Linked DNA regions of Homo sapiens: region 2 is linked to region 1. Evidence: chromatin loops called from intact Hi-C (ENCODE). Cell type or tissue: mammary epithelial cell. All regions are shown on one strand. Each heading gives the region's core, and the rest is flanking DNA. Links, peaks and the distances in the headings are about the cores only.

Evidence for each region. A loop is a pair of places that touch in the nucleus more often than their neighbours do. Peaks named below come from ENCODE experiments on the same cell type or tissue, not always from the same donor. Only the 100,000 strongest peaks of a DNase experiment are listed, where the experiment ranks them.
Region 2: a loop joins it to region 1, with 2.5 times the contacts of the local background. A loop is called at or near these places in 1 of 110 quality-filtered maps.

What each region holds. Positions count from the first base shown.
Region 1 is chr2:226,444,410-226,452,784 of GRCh38, reverse strand. No RefSeq gene overlaps it. Among named protein-coding and RNA genes, the nearest start is that of MIR5702, 210 kb to the left of the region's middle. In mammary epithelial cell, for the core only: no CTCF peak of the experiment used is centred there; a DNase peak (open chromatin) is centred at 4,714; H3K27ac peaks cover 2,306 bases.
Region 2 is chr2:226,758,737-226,767,111 of GRCh38, reverse strand. The region is part of intron 1 of IRS1 (insulin receptor substrate 1); the gene reads left to right. Among named protein-coding and RNA genes, the nearest start is that of IRS1, 37 kb to the left of the region's middle. In mammary epithelial cell, for the core only: no CTCF peak of the experiment used is centred there; DNase peaks (open chromatin) are centred at 571, 3,481 and 6,521; H3K27ac peaks cover 2,640 bases.

The DNA of each region.
Region 1 (8,375 bases), core at 138-8,137:
GTTGAATTATTTTTTATAAGTTTTGGAAAGATCTCAGACATTATGTTTCCAAATATTTTTCTGTTTAATCTCTCTCTTCCCTCCTCTGGGACTGTAATTACTACAGTAATCTGAGATCATTTAATATTGTACCATAAATCTTGAACACTCTTCTTCCTCTTCCCCTCCTCCTTCAGTTTCTTTCTTTCCGTCTTTGTTCTCATTCTCCTCCTCATTTTTATACTTCTCTCTTTCTCACTTTCTTTTTCCTCCCCTCCCCTTTGTTCTCTCCTCCCCTCTGCCTTCTTTTCTCCTTCTTCTCCTTCTCTTTTCTCCTCCTCTTTCTTCTTATCTTTTTCTTTGTGTTTCAATTGGTATACTTTCTAATGACCTGGTTTCAGTTTCACTGATTTTTTTCCTCTGGTGAATCCAGTTTGCTGTTAGCCAATTGAATCCTTCATTTTTTAATATATTGTTTTCACATCTAACATTTCAATTTAATTCTTTTTTCATAGTTTCCATGCATATGCTCAAATATAAATTTCCATGCATCTGCTCAAATTCCCCAGCTGTTCATACTTGTGGTATACCTTTCTTATTAGATCTTTTATAGTTTTTATTATAATTATTTTAAAGTGTGATTTGTGACATCTAGGCCATATTTCAGCCTATTTTGCTGTGTCTTTTCTTCATCATGGGTCATATTTTAATTGGTTATTTTTTGCTTTATAATGTTTTTATTTTATAGCAAACATTTTGCATATCATAACAGTGAAGTGTAAAGTAAATTATATCTTTTCCTAGAAATTATCATACCCCTTCATGTATAAATTGATAGATTTGGGGTCTGTGTAAATCTCATTGTAGCCAAGTTTATCTGGGCTTGACTGCAGCTTTAGTTTAATATAACTTACTACTCACTTCAAATATTTTGAACACAGTATCAGAAATTTCCTTTCTGCAGAGCTGAATACGTAAGATTCCTCTTCGTGCTTTACCTACCAATCTGCTGCCAGACTTCCAAACTGCACCTAGGGAGATATCTTTTCACTCAGAGGTATGGGGGAGGAGGGGGAGATTTCTCTTAGCTCTTCTGTCTTGCCCCTAGCCTTTGAGTTCCTGAGTACTTAATGACAGAGAATTGTAAAAACAAACAAAAGCTTGACATGTGTCTGTGAACTTGCCCTGTGGCCAAGGTTCCTTGGGATTCTAACATGCCTTGCTAACTCACATACACTTGTCATAGTTTCTTAAAATGTTAATGGATTTCTCCTTATCCACATAAATGATGGATTGATTTATTGCCTGCCTATCAGGTTTGAGAACAGCTATAGTTCTCTTATAAAATACTAATCACTTTCTGGAATTTAGTTCTCTTTGCATCCTCAGATCAGCAGTAGGTTCAGAATACTATAATTTTATAATTGATATGGCTTGGTTTTGGCTGTTAGGGTAAAAGCAATAGTCTCTTGCAGCTTGCCATGTCCTAACCAAAAATAGAACTCCTCTATTTAGGTGCTTCCTAAAGCAATAAATTTGAGTAATATTTTAAGATTCAAGCCTCACATTTAGTAATATAGGGCTTCTTTTTATCCTTCTACATTTTAAGTAGAGTTATTTGGAGTTGTTTATGCATAATCAATTCAAACAGATATGTAATTTTATAAAACTTAACCTGATCAACTTGATACTATTTTGCTGTTGTAGTTAATGCTGAAAAAGGAAAGACGGTAATATATAGTTTATATAGTCATGTACCAAATCTTTACTAAAAATAGAATAAAGGTAGTTTTTTTTTTTTTTTTGCCTTTCAAGGATAAAAAATTTCTGACTAAAGGGTATGTTAATTTCACTTTAGTAAAAATTAAGTGGATAAAGAACGAAGTTTGTTATGATGGTGTGGGAATACTTTATAAGTCCTTATACTTATTTGTCATTTTATGATAGAAGTTATTGTTTTGAATTCTAATATATGGAATTTATGAATTGATCAAGGTTGCCTTTACCATAGCTAAAGATAAATTTGATCTAAAATGGTAGAGATCCTTTCTGTCGCAAGTTAAGTTTTTATTGCAGAGGTAAAGGAGTGAGAATATCAGAAACTAAGGCATGAATGCTTTAATATCTGACCATAGGTTCTATTTATAGAAGGTAACAAGGCCAGAACATTATCATTAAAATGTAATTAAAAGTATATCTAAATATAATACATTCTCTTCTAGTTATGAGATCCCATTGGCACAAAGGAGATGAAGACATATGAATGAAATTGAAGCCCATTTAAATTATTTGCCTTGTAGCTGAAACTTATTTAGAGTTTGTTTCATTTGGTTGTGGTAGAGACTGTGTTATTGCGCCCAGTTATTTGTTGTTTTCTTTGTAAGAGGATTGTATATTCCTACCCATTGTTATAAGAGCCACAGTGTCTTTCTGGTGAAGCCGGGGGTTATATATTCCAACCCCATTGAGTCAGGCTTCATCACTGACTTAAACAAATGGAATGTGCGTAGAAGTAACTGTGTGTGATATCTGAGTAGGTCCTTCAGGAGCCATTGTATGATTTAACCATTGTTCCTTCGCTTTGTCCAAGATTAGAGTAATTGCTATTATGTGAATTCGCTTACTGAATTTTTATTTAGCAACGTAGCACCTGAAATTTTATTTAAATACAATTTGAATATTTGGAAACTATGGTTTACACTATTTAAAACGTAATTTTAATAGATATATGGAAACTGATAGAGAAACTTACGATTATTTGGCAAAATAAGGCTATTGTATTATTTAGAGCAACTTTTAGGATGTTTTCACAAAGAGACCCCAACATATAGTGGTCTGAATAAGAAAGTCGTCTTTGATTCCTCATGAAACCATCTGCTTGGTCTAGCTGGGTGAGGAAGCTCTGCTCCCTGGGGCCATTAAGAGACTTGGCTTCCACTGACATTTTCTTCTTCTACCCATTAGGTCACTGACTAACTCTGCATGATCAAAGTGGGACATTGATTTTTCTTTATTTACGGCTCATGATGAAGGAAAAGGGAGGAGGTCTCAGAGAATGAATTTTATTGTATATAAACAACTTGGAAGTTATGCAGAAGTTATTTCTACTCATATTTCTTTGCAAAGGAAGCTGAAAATGCAGTTTCTAGCAGGTTGCTCATGATTCCAGCCAAAACTAAAGGAAGAAACTCTCTTACCATGAGGAAGAAGAGATTTGAGAAAGGGCATGATTAGTAAGCTTCACCTCACTATTGAAACTGGCAATTCAGATTATTTAGTCTCCATGTAGGTTGCACTTCTCAGAATTCTTGAGCATTCCAGAAGCCATTTCACTCAGGCCCCTGAGAGAGACAAATGTTTCTTCTTCATCTTTACCTTTTTGAGAACAGAAAATTTAGATCTCCTCTTAGCTATCTCCTTTGGTATCCTGAGACACTAAGTCATGAAGTTCTTTACAATGCCTGGTACATAGAAGACATATGATTTTAAAAAATAGTAAGTTAATACATAATATACTTATTAGACTTTTAGGACACTGGCTGTTAGAATATATTCAATAAGTGGTTTTTGAATACAGAATGAATGGTTAAGTGAATTCTCAATTATTAAGTATAAATAGTCTTCCTATTGAAAACGGTGAACTGCACACACAGGTTTATTTCTTTTGCATCCAGAGATGGAGTCAAAATAACAGTAACAGAATAAAGACCAAGTATGATCCTAGAAGAAAATGTAGTTGGGGGCAAACTTAACCAAACAATGTATTTCAAAAATTATTTTTGGATGTGAAATATAGAATATAGAATAGCAGAATAACCATAGACTTGAGCACTCTGAGAGAAAGATGCAGCCAACAAGGGATTCAGGTCTTAAAGACTGCAGAAATGATGAAAGATTGGGATAAGAAAGGGGTGAAAATGGAGGGTCTAATTTTAGATTTGTCAAATAGGTAGATATAGGTCAAATATCTACCCAAACTCCTTTCTTCCCTACCCCAAAGAAAAAAACAAATCAGTTTTTTTCCAACTGTACCACCCACTCCCTCAAATCTCAGAACTAACAGTTTCTAAGATTGTTATTCTCTTACTTTTGATGGGGGACTTTGGCAGAAAAAAATCTTTGGAAAGCTAGAAATGATTGGAGAAGAGGATTGTTTTTTCTCCATTAGGTAAGGATTTAGGTTGGATAAAGTACCTTCTACTATTGGTTTTTTGAAAACTGTCCTTAACTTTCTCCCTGTTCTGACAAGTAGTTAGTTTCACATGTCCATATATTTCTCCTTGGATCTATTAAAGAGGCCTTAAGAAAATAGATTGAGATTTCTAGAATATTTTAACAGTGCAGCCCTCTTGGTATTCCCCTAATTGATCTCACACCCTATTTGCTAGCTCTTGAACTCAATATAGGCTATTGGTAAAATAAATGGATTTAACCTTATATAAAAGTTTTTTTTTCTAGTGCTAATTTAGATAACTTTTCCTATTTTACATTACAAAAATCCTTTAAAGTGAAAAAAGTTATTGTAACATTTATATGAAAAGATCAAGTAAATAACATTTTGTGTCAGAATGAACATTAGTCACTTTAAACTATTTGCTGATTCAGGGTAACAGCTGTCCAGACAAGCATCTTCAATTGTCATAGAAAATGCTTGTAATTTTTTTGACCTGTGTCATTTTTTCATCTCTTGAAACATGTAGGAGAAGTGGCTGACATAATAGGGAATGGCCTATGTCCCATGCTCAAATAACTTTGTGAACCCACCAATCGAAGCCAGTTGCATGATTCATACCCCATTCTGCACACCTGTTTTCTCTGAGCATGCAGCAGACTGTGCTTTCCAGTGGTGCTGGCTTATGCCAACCTTTATGAGCCAAACAGTTTTTGGATTTAAGATCTCATACAGTCATCCCCATATATGCCCTTGGGTTTAAATGAATTTATGTGGTTGATCTCATTTCTGAAACTAAGAAACAAAAAGCAAGAAAAATTAAAGTTTATAGTAAAGGTAATTACTTCCTTATTGCTCCTATAGACTTGGCATTTTTCTACTGGTTCTCATAGTTATCAACATGCAAAACATATTGGCTTTGGAGCATAGGGCGATAGTTAACAACAAGAAATCCAGGTGTCAGATTGTACGACCTTGGGTACATAAAGTTCTTTAAACATTAAGCATTAGCTACCTTATTTGTGACATTTAGATAGTACAGTCATACTGTATAAGGTAGTTGCAAAGAGAGAAGGAATAATGGAATCAGAGTGCCTAGTGTTTGGCCTGACTCAGAGTGAGCAGTCAGGGCACGCTAGATATTATTGCTATAGGTCTTGTGCTTAAGAGAACGTCTAAAAATGTATGTTTGTGAGATAAGAATGAATGCTGCCCAGAAGAATCCTATTTAACCTTATTTGTGGGACTTCTTTAATAAGATATTAACTGAAATGCTTAATATACTTCTTTGTAGAAACCAATACTAAATTTATTTCACAAACAGTTGAGATTCCACTATGAGTAGAGAGCTGACAAAGTAGACACAAATGAAGCTTTTGCTTTCCAGGAGTTCACAATCTATTAGAAAAGATTGATGGATAAAGAAATTATAAAGGACTAAATGAACTCAAATAAATTAAATTACAATGCAAAATTTCTGTTGGTGCTGAATTTGCATATTGTACAATTACTGTATCACTAGTTCATGACAGAAATTGAGAAAGTCAAAGTCATCAAGCACATCATGTGAATGTGAGCTTAATTTTAGTTTCAAGTGGAATAATCCAATGAATCAGAATTGAGTCCTCAACTCATCTTAAATTCTCTGTCTGAAGAAGCTCTTGTATTTTTTTTGGATACAAGACAGAAAACCACTGCATGGATTAGATTGCATTGCCTTACATGGTTTGGGGAAATGAGGCCAAAAAACATCTACCGGATATTCTACTAAATGTTGTTTATGTGAGCCAACAGAAAGAATTAGTTTGCACATCCATATCAAATGCCCACTCTCTCAACTCCCCAATTCTTTATATAGCTGTCATGAAACAAAGATAGGCCTAATTGGCTTTGCCAGCAGTAAGGGATAAGCTATCTTTTTTTTTTTTCCATCTTCATTGGCTGCAACTCTCATTCCTGATTTGATACAGAGCACTTAGCTTCCTCTAAAAAAGGATTCATGTTAAAATGAGTCCATGTACTGATGCGTTTTTGCACATAGTCTCCAAAGAGCAATGACATGCTGAAAGTCTCTGGTGTTGTGGAAACTTCTGATTTGGGACACGTGACTGGCATTTCCTTTAGGGGTGCAAGTGGTTAAAGTGGTTCAAGATAGAATGCTACTCTATGCCTGGTATTACATTATGCACTGTCAGAAACCCTGACACTGATTTATTGTTGTTACTTATGTGTTTTACATGACTTAATGTCTTATGTGAAATAGACTCAGCTTAATTGCTAACATTGTTTTACTAAGAAGAAATGACCCAGATGTCTTAACACATGTCATAGAATAATTATAGTCACCACTATAAAATTCTGCTTCCAACATTTTGGAAAATACCACTGACTTCTCTTCCATTTTTTCTTCTGTTCTCACAGCCTTCCCTATAGAGGTCAGATTTTACTAATAGGGCAAGATAGCCATGAGTGTGTACTCCAGCCTCCATTTTTTTGGTATAATAAAATTAAATTGTGCTTAATCTGTAAAATATAGATTATAAGGAGTTTAATTGTACATTTGGAAATCTTATGATTTTTCACTCATGGTAATGTTATCACTGCCTTAAATAAATGGGAACAACAGAGAGCTTATGATTACAAGTTAATTTTTATATTTTGTTTACTAAAGAACTTATTTTAGTTTATTTCTGCCGTATACATTTATTTACAGAAATCCATGTAGTAGAAAAGGAAGAAAGTAAGAAAGTTTAGTCTTCACAAGACAACTCTTATACCACATTAGGCTAAGAGCTAAGAGCACTGTATTTACCATTTCTTTATGTTAATTTATTCAGCCAGCTTTTTCTTTTCCTCCTAGGATATTTGTTTGAGAGTAGATTTATCTGTTAGGATTCATTTGGTTCCACGAGATGCATAACTGAACCCAAGCTTTTTTAGGCAAAGGTGCCATCTATTGACTCACACAATGAACAATGTATGGGGCTGGCTTCAGGTGAGGTCTGAGCCAGATACTCAAAGGGGGCATTGGGACCCTTTTCTTCTTTTCAATCACTGTACTCAGGTTCCACTTGGATTCACTCTAATAGAATATTCTCTCCTTGTAGTATCAAAATGGCTGGCACAATTCCATGCTTTATGGCTTCAAGTCCAACTAAATAGAACAAGGGTATCTTTCTTAGAAGTCCCAGCCAAAGTCCATGTTTCTGTTTTGTTTTAATTGACTAATGTGCAATTCTCTGAACCAATCACAGTCACCAGGCTAATGGTTAACATTTACCATCTTTTCCACTTTTGAGTGGAAGAAGCGCTCTACCTAATGTGAGACATACTGGAAGGTAAATCCCCAGATAAAATTCTAGAGTTAATATTGGAAAAACGGGGAGGTGCGTGCTGGCCCTGAAAACAAGCGAACACATACAAATATCCACTACAGAAGGAACTCTGGTGTTCCTGTCAGTGACAAATCAGGCTGGGGTACAAATGACTGTGCCAAAGAATGGTTCAACATGGGGATCAATTGGAGGCACTCTGACCTTTCCAACACATATCTCTAATATTCCAAGAATTTGGTTTGCTAGAGTGGCTATTACCATTCTCTGTAGGATGTGATTCGGAACCACGATGGCTTTCTAAGTCCAGAATAGGAGCCTGTGTATCCTGCTGTGTGGAACCTTGGGTTTTCTTTCTTCTCTCTTCCTTGACCTCTGCTGTTTGTCTTTCTTTCCACTTTAGGTTCCCAGAGAGGTCCCCTTTCTCACCCCTTCCTTATCACATTTAGTACTCGGGTAAATGATGTTGTTTCCACTAGCCTAGTGCAAACATTATATACTTTTTTCCACGGGGATATGCTTTTGAAATTTTATCTCTAATTATGAAAAGAGTTGGCAAACTAATTTCAACATCAGTAAGAAGTTTAGGGGAGCTATCAGGTGCAGTAAAGAGGCCTCTCCCTAGCAACAGTAAAAATCTTTTAAGGAATATACTTGCAAAGTTTAGATGTAAAGCCAGTTCTAATGGAAAGGAAAGGGGGTTTCAGTTGAGTGAGGTTGAATACAGATCACATTTAAGAGGACTCCAGATGACTGAATTCTGGAGTCATTCCTCTATCTTGGTGTCTTTATAGGAAGATTACTGGAGTAATATTGTAATCTCTAGTTTCTCTATTGAACACATGAATGCTGGGATTTTATTCCCCTGAAGAGCCAGAAGCTAATCAGTCTCA
Region 2 (8,375 bases), core at 335-8,334, 310 kb before region 1:
TTCTGGTGACATGCAAAACCTGTAGTAGAAACATTTGGCACTAATCAGGTAAATGTGAGTTTGCTTTGACCTTCATTGCCTTTTTTTTTTTTAACTTGATTTTACTAACTTCCTGGAAAATTATGTTGGCTGAGTAAACTTTTAATGATGTTTTTTATTATACCATTTGCTTTTAGGTGTTAATTCTGTGATCATTCTTGTTTTGAGCTGCTCTCGACAGCTGGCTCTATGGTTTCATGAAGGCATGCTAGTGGGTTGATGAAACCGAATCCTACCATATGGAATGGTGGCAAGAGAGTGATCTTCATTATTTGAGTTCCTGCAATTATAAGGTTTTAGTAGGGAAGCAGAAGACACAAAAATATTCACTAATGAACTAAGCACTTCTAAACTCTGCCCTTGCTTATTATCTCTTTATACTTAATACCAGTGATCCTTCATCCAGTTTTATTCAGTGTGGAAATACACCTTTTGTGAAAGATGCAGCATTTCATAAAGTCAATGAAAGTAATGCTGGTGGATTGCTGGGTTTCACAAGCAGTCAATGACCAGTAAAGATCTAGCAGATGAGTCAACTGTTGAAGAAACAAATCAAAGATAATGACTACTTTAGTACTTCTAAAATGCATGGTAAAAATAGTATAGGATTGGCTGGGCGTGGTGGCTCACGCTGTCATCCCAGCACTTTGGGAGGCAAAGGCAAGTGGATCACTTGAGGCCAGGAGTTCAAGACCAGCCTGGACAACATGGCAAAACCCCGTCTCTACTAAAGATACAAAAATTAGCTGAGGTTGGTGGCACACGCCTGTAATCCTAGCTACTCAGGAGGCTAAGGCACAAGAATTGCTTGAACCTTGGAGGCAGAGATTGCAGTGAGCCGAGATCGTGCCACTGCACTCCAGCTTGGGCAACAGAGTGAGACCCTGTCTCAAAAAAAAAAAAAAAAAATATATATATATATATATATATATATATATATATATATATATAAGATTAAGAGAGGGCCTTGGGAAAATTCATAAAACCTTTGAATATTTCTACAGAAATGATTCTTTTTATGGTTGTTCCATGATGACCAAACAAGAAGTCGAAGTTGAAACGTGAAGGAAAAGTAATCCAAAAACATGAACACTTGATCAAACTTTGTTCATTTAAGAATTTTCTAGTAGATTCAATTAAAACATGCTTTGTTAAACATAAGGTAATATAGTTTTTTCATATATTTCAGCTTTATTCCCTAGTGTAAAATTTCAGTTAAATCCATTTACAATAAAAATTAGGTCCATGTTTTCAACAGATTTACTTTTTAAAGTGGCTTCTGTTTGGTTCCTGTTATGTTCAGCTGATGAAGACATCCTGCATAGTTCTTTTACGGAAGTGGCAGAGGAGAAATGTGGGAAAGCCTTTCCTGTTCCTCCCCAATTTTTGCAAAGTAGGAACTGGAGTTTTCTCGTTGCTCCAAAGCTGTGAGGCCAGCTGTTGAGTAGGCAGGTGGAAAAGCTCCATGGATACTTTACTCCTGTGAGCCTAGGAAAGTCCATTAGTGCTCATGGGGTTGTTTTAGAGAACTCACAGAGAGCAATATTAGTCAACTTTGTAGGAAACCCAGATAAGTTGGCGATTCCCCACAGGGCCCCGATAAAAAGTCTTCCTGGCCCTTATGTGGACCAGTCCAGGAGTAGGATGCACAGAGTACCCTTCAAAGAAGCTTATATGACAATAAATAGTGATTCAGTAAGAGTTTTTGCTACTTGTTAGTCAATAAAAATTTAAAGGCATTATCTTGTCTCTAATTTCCATTTCAGCTCAACTGTGTATTTCCCGAGGGAGGTAAGTCTAAGCAGATTTTTTCTAAGAAAAGAATATGAATTGGTGAGCTGGGCATAGTGGCACATGCCTATAGCCCCAACTACTCGTAAGGCTAAGATCAGAGGATTGGTTGAGCCCAGGAGTTTGAGTCAACCTGGGCAACATAGCAAGACCCCATCTCAAATGAATGAATGAATGAATGAGTAATATTTATAAAAAGAATAGGAATTGGTGAAGCTATAGTGTAAGCTTGCGAGAGCTAAGGATATATAATTCAAAAGGAGTGAAATAGAAGTATAAGTAGATTTTCTTGCCTTTGAGGAAAATTAACAAGAAACAAAGTTTGTGCGATAGACTTCTAAGTACACTATCGACAGCATTTCTATAACCACCGCTTAAAAATACATGTACACTGTTGTCTTTAAGGAGTAGTTGATTAGTGTCTTATGGTACATCTTGTAGAACAGCAAGCTAGGCAGCTGGTCCATTTCTGATCTGCTCGCATATAGATGAGCAATCAAACCTTGACGACGGCAACCCAAGAGGTGAATTGCGCGAGGATTCACAGAGGTTATGCTGTGGCGCACCCTCACTGTGATCTGCTTTAACTCCCTTTTCTAGGAATGCTAATGTCACCCTCTTTAATTCTCTCTCCTTTTTCTGGTCTTCATTGAGACTAATGATGTATGTGTCAGGCTTTGAGATACTTTTCATGACAATTTTAAAAGTCTCTCTGTAGGTAAATAGATTTTCTTTTTTTGAAACAGGGTCTTGTTATGTTGCCCAGGCTGGAATGTGGTAAAGTGATCATGGCTCCCTGCAGCCTCGCACTCCTCGACTTGAGTGATCCTCCTGCCTTATCCTCCCATGTAGCTTGGACTACGATGAGCACCATCATGTTCAGCTAACTTTTTATATTTTTTTGGAGAAGGGGTCTTGCCATGTTGTCCAGGCTGGTCTCAAACTTCCGACCTCAAGCAATTCTCCCACCTCGACCTCCCAAACTACTGGGATTACAGATATGAGCCACTGTTCCTGGCCAAAAAGCTGTATTTTTAGCTCTGATTCTTGCCACATTCCATTAGTGATCCTTCGATGTTTCTAAAGGAACATACACCATAGCAGTGCAGAAAAAGCAAAAGGAAATATTATTTAGGAAATCTAGTATGGGGGGAAATAATAAAACTTACTTTCAGACTGAGTGGAAATGATTCTTGGAGTGTGTTCTGCTGAAGTTTATCCATGATCCATTTTTCATCATTTGGCATGAACTACAGAGTTGTGTATAGGGATTTTCATTTTATTTGGATTTGAAGTTCATTTACTATACAACGGTCATACAAATGAGTTTGGAAGCTCTGATTACTAAGTGATTGGCCCAAAGATTATCATAGGATGGATTAGTACCCTGAGATTCATTGTAGGTTTCCACAATGAAGAAAAGAGTAGCTTGGGTATTGCTAAAAAGAAATTTGATTCAAAAGTCAGTTATTGTTTGTTTGTTTGAATGGAAGACTTATGTAGGGTCTTTTTTTAAATGGCAATTAAAGGTGATTTGGAATTACTGGGAGGATAGTGAATAATTCTAGATGAAATAAAACTTGACTAGTATCACAGAAACCAAGAGAGAAAGGCCAGAATACGTAGATACCTGGGCCATTGGCAATGGGATGCACTCACCATGACCTAATATTTTGGAATGTAGCTAGTCAAGGAGAGAACTATTTCTGTGTCTGTGTTGCTTTTGGAAAGCAGATGGCATCTTTTAAAAAATAGCCTTGAAATTCAAGCTCCCTGGATTGCTCGTTTCATTTTCACGTTGGCATTCAAAGGGGGTAACCACCAGGATCTGAGATGTGGCATGCATGAATGGCAGTTTTTGTGGATTTTGTTGTAGTATTTTTGTCATAAATGTGGACAGTAGTCTTCCAAGACAGCCTTAATGCAGGACTGTGAGAATCTTGTGTAATTCAAGACTGTAGAAAGCACAACATGGTATAAAAAGAAAAACCCCAAAAATGTAGTAATTTGAATAAAAAGAAACCAAAAATAGGATGGTATGGGAAGTGTTTAGGGAATGGTGAATTCAAACTAAGATGCCCCTCCAGCAGTACAAGGCCTTCAGCAATGCATTTTCTTCAGTTTCTTTTTTCCTGAAACCAACAGTCTTCCCTTTCTTGCCGTTGGAGGTACTGTATCATCATTTTTCCCCCTTTATCTTTCTATTCAGAAAGTTACTGTACATTCTTTGTTGTAAAAGCATTTAAAGGAAGATGATGATATAAATGTTCCCAAATGAGTTTTCTCTTCTGGATGATCGCAAGAGTATTATACTTTTTTGTAAGAATAACAAATGCACGCCTGTTAACGCTCTGGCAGACCACTTGTTAGGTAAGAGTTTTACCTGATTCCTTCCATTGGAAAGGTGTTTTATATTTGTAGGCTTGTCACTTTGAGCTGATTTTGTTCTTATGATCAGCCTCTTTTGGATTTTTATTCCTGATTTACAATGAAATATGTATTCGGCTGGTGCAAATGTTATTACAGGTCTTGGCATTTTAAAAGTAATGGCAAAAACTGCAATTACATTTGCACCAACCTATAGTTCTTCTGGCTTTACAGTAGGCCAGGAGCCAGCAAACTAGGGCCAAATCCAGCTGCCACCTGTTTCTGGAAAGCTTATTGGAACACCCATTTCTTTATGTATTGTCTGGCTGCTTTTGAGCTACAATGGCAGAGTTGAGTTGTTGGGGTAGAGACTATACATGGTCCACAAAGCCCAAGATATTTGCAATCTGACCCTATTAGAAAATTTGCCAATGCTTCACTGGCTAAAACTTTTAGTGCAATGAGTAAATTATACAGATGCTTCACTAGTGTTACCTGTGGTAGGTAAAGCTTATGTTTAGATAAAGATTTGCTCTCTCTCTTTTTTTTTTTTTTTTGCATTTTTATGTTCTGATGGCATTTTAGATAGTAATATCTCAAGAGGTATGAGCTGTCTGTCTATTAATTGTCAATGCAATAAGATATCAATGATAACTTCCCAAAGAATTCTGGCCAGAGATTCCAAGTGAGGATGCCACCCCTGAATAGTGATAGAGCATATTTATAGTCACTAAGGTCAAGATTTTGAGTAACTAAATTAATAAATCAAACCAAACTCACATCTCAGTTTTTCTGGAAAATAATGATTGCTGGTTGTTGGAACAAAATGAACCTTAGGGTGCCTAGTGCTTCTGTAATGAGCAAGGGCTATGTTGTAGGACAACAGCTCAGCCTCTATGCTGCCATTTTAGTTCTTTCTGACTTGCTTTTTGGATAAGCGGAATGCAGGGCACCCATGCAATCCAATAACCAGAGGTCTTGGCTAAAAATAATGGAACAGTTTAATTTTTCTGTAGTTTATGATGGAACATAATGCCACCTGGCAACCTCTGTTATCCATGTCTGTACTTATGGCTTTGTCATGATTTCCAAACTGCATTCATGGAACAGTCATTTAAGTTTCAAGATTGAAAATTTGTAGCTAATTATGTTAGGGAACTCTTCCAGAGTTTTGGATTTGGGGAATTTCAGGTTTATTGAGGTACCTATAAAATTCTAGTTCTGCTCAAATTTTAATATCTGAATCATCTACAACTTAGGATTCTTTGTGGGAAGAGTAAAGCTCTCTGGAAGCTCAACTAGCTTTTATTCGATTTAAAGTTTGATAAGAAACAAAACTGTCACTATAAGTGACAGTTGACCAGAGTGGAGAAGGGGGCCAGAAAGAAACAGAGGAATATAGCAAAGTAGGAAAGTATCAGAGAGATACAATGGATACTTTTTTTCCCTGGGATAGAGCTCTTGGAAGTTGGTATAGAATGACAATAAACCCGGCAGTCACCTGGGCTGTGTACAGCACAATTCCATGGAATTGTTTTCACACCCAGAATGGTGTAAATAGTGCCCCCTGTAGTTGTCCTCTCAAAACCTCAGTTACAGCAGCCAAATTTATTACCAAAATGCATTCCAAAGCAATTATGTTGTTGTTTTAGAAAGCTGAATTTTATTGGTCTGCTCTTCTCGTTAAAAACCAATAGTTAAGAATTGGAGTTGTCTATATAGTCATATTCCTGCCCACAGCTACTTAGGTGGTGTAGCTCAATATAGAACCCAGCTTGATTTCTAAGTTTAGCTTCACATCATGAGCTGGCAGTGAACCCTGCAAGTGTTGGTTTTCATGGAAGCAGCATGGAAAACATCAGCAATTCCTGCATCTCTGCTGAAATGCACATATGTGAATCTGCTGCTCTGAAGAGGACAGAGGTCTAGGGTTAGGTTTCACAATCATACTTTCACAAGATTGACCTTAGCTTTCTGCCTATTTGGTTCCAAGTCTTCTGGTGACAGCAAAAGATAGCACTTTGGACTTCAGACAGCTTTGATGGCAAGTTTTCAAGCTTTTTTTCTTGCAATATCTTTTCAATAAGGAATTGTTTGGTGTCTAATAAAAGTACATAATTCAATTTTTTAAAAAAGCAAATCATATCCTTCCTAGCATCATCTGAAAATGGGTAGAAGAGGGTGCTTGAGGGATTAAACATTTAGCCTTGTGTATGCATGCATGCAAGTGGTTGCCTTCATACGTGCCCAGATTTATACCAGCTGTGCACTTGTTCATCTTTTGTGGAGGGGGGTGGGGTTGAGGGTTTTCCTCTGATGCAGAGACATTCCAGATGGACAAGAATGTAAATGCCAGGTTGCATTTTTAGGGGCTTACTAATGGAGCCACAGCAGATTAAGAGGGTAAAAAAAATTATGACCGCATGTATTTGTAGGGAAGTGTGGACTGGACACTATTAGATTTGCTATCTGTGAGATCCTCTTGTATTGACATTTTATAAAGTAATTGGGTATTTTCAACTCTCTCTGAGGAGTAAGAATGAGATTCTTGATGCCGGCTTTTGTCAAAATAATATTTTAAGGAACATTTTAGTAAAGCCACTTATTGAATTGTAGTTTTAAAATTAATTTTTAATCTTGCAATAAGACAAAAAAAGAAAAAAATTTAATTTGTGCACATAAATGACTCATTTGGATGGTAGACTTATTCTATATGCATTATTATTATTATTTTTTTTCTGAGACAGGGTCTCACTTTGATACCCAGCCTGGAGTGCAGTAGCACAATCACGGTTCACTGCAGCTCAACCTCCTGGGCTTAAGCGATCCTCCAGCCCCAGCCCCCCAAGTAGCTGGGACTACAGGCATGCGCCACCACACATGGCTGTTTTGTACTTCTAAAAATAGAGGTGGGGTTTTGCCACGTTGGCCAGGCTGGTCTCAAACGCCTGAGCTCAAGCGATCTGCCTGCCTCGCACTCCCAAAACGTTGGGATTACAGGTGTGAGCCACAGCACCCAGCGCATAACTCTTCTTTCTCAGCTAAGCCTATGTACAAGTTCCAACAGAGTGCTAGGAGACAAAACATTTCAGTGCATTTTCATGGCTTTGTTTTTCATGGCATATTTGCATTTTATTGTGACTTCTGATTCTCTTGTATTTTCTCTGCTATAAAGAAACTATGTAGTTTTAAGTTATATCAAAAAAGGGTGTTTATTTGTCTTTGCATGAATTTTGAAAAAGTTTTCATTGTTTTCCATTCATTTAAAAAATACATCTGAAAATGTATATCTGCTTTAATCATAAAAGTGTTTCTCTGCTCACATGATCTTCATTCAGCTTTAGTGAGAAAATAAATTTGGGCACATACCAACTGTTACTATATGATAGGAAGTGCTACAGAATTGTGGAATGTGACTTGCTTCAGCAGCTGTTTGATGGCTAATGGTTCAGGGCATTTGCCAGCTGCCATGGTTCTGCCATGGTTCATTGGGGCTGTGTCAAAATCCTTGAAAACTTCAGGCTCAAGAACCCAGAGCTTATTTGACCCTTTATTAAGTGCTGGTACTATATTTAGAAGTTTATTTGCTGCAAACCTCTGTAAACATTTTCTCCAGACTAAACGTTTTCCTTTGTAGAGAGAATTTTTCCATTTTCCAGCATGGCATTGTAAAAATCTAGCAACCATATCTCACATTTATATAAGAAAGCATTTGGAATTGTCTTTCAAAACCACATGGGTGCCTAATGAATATTACTTGCTAGTTTGTGACTTTTATTTGTGTTTTGAGGCTTGTGTAATCCCTTGCACCAGCCCCGGACACAGGCAGTTTTGGATATTAGAGCCGATTTTTTCATTATCCCCCATTGGGCCTCTATGAGTCATACTCTGGACACAAATAGAAGTGAATGTATAATCACACAACCACTTATTCCACAGTTACTGGGCAAAATAATTTGTAATGTGCAATGAGCATCTTTGCTAAAGGAATTTACAAGAAGGTCTTGAAAGACAGTACCTGTATCTATCTGTAGAGCATCACAAATTTCACTTCCTTGGATATTTTAGGAAGGGTAGGTTGGGTGTGTCCTGTCTGGCTAATTTGGAGGTGGTTTCCATTAGCATCCAATCATTTAACCTCATCCCTTCACTGACACCTTTTTTTTTTAAACTCCCTG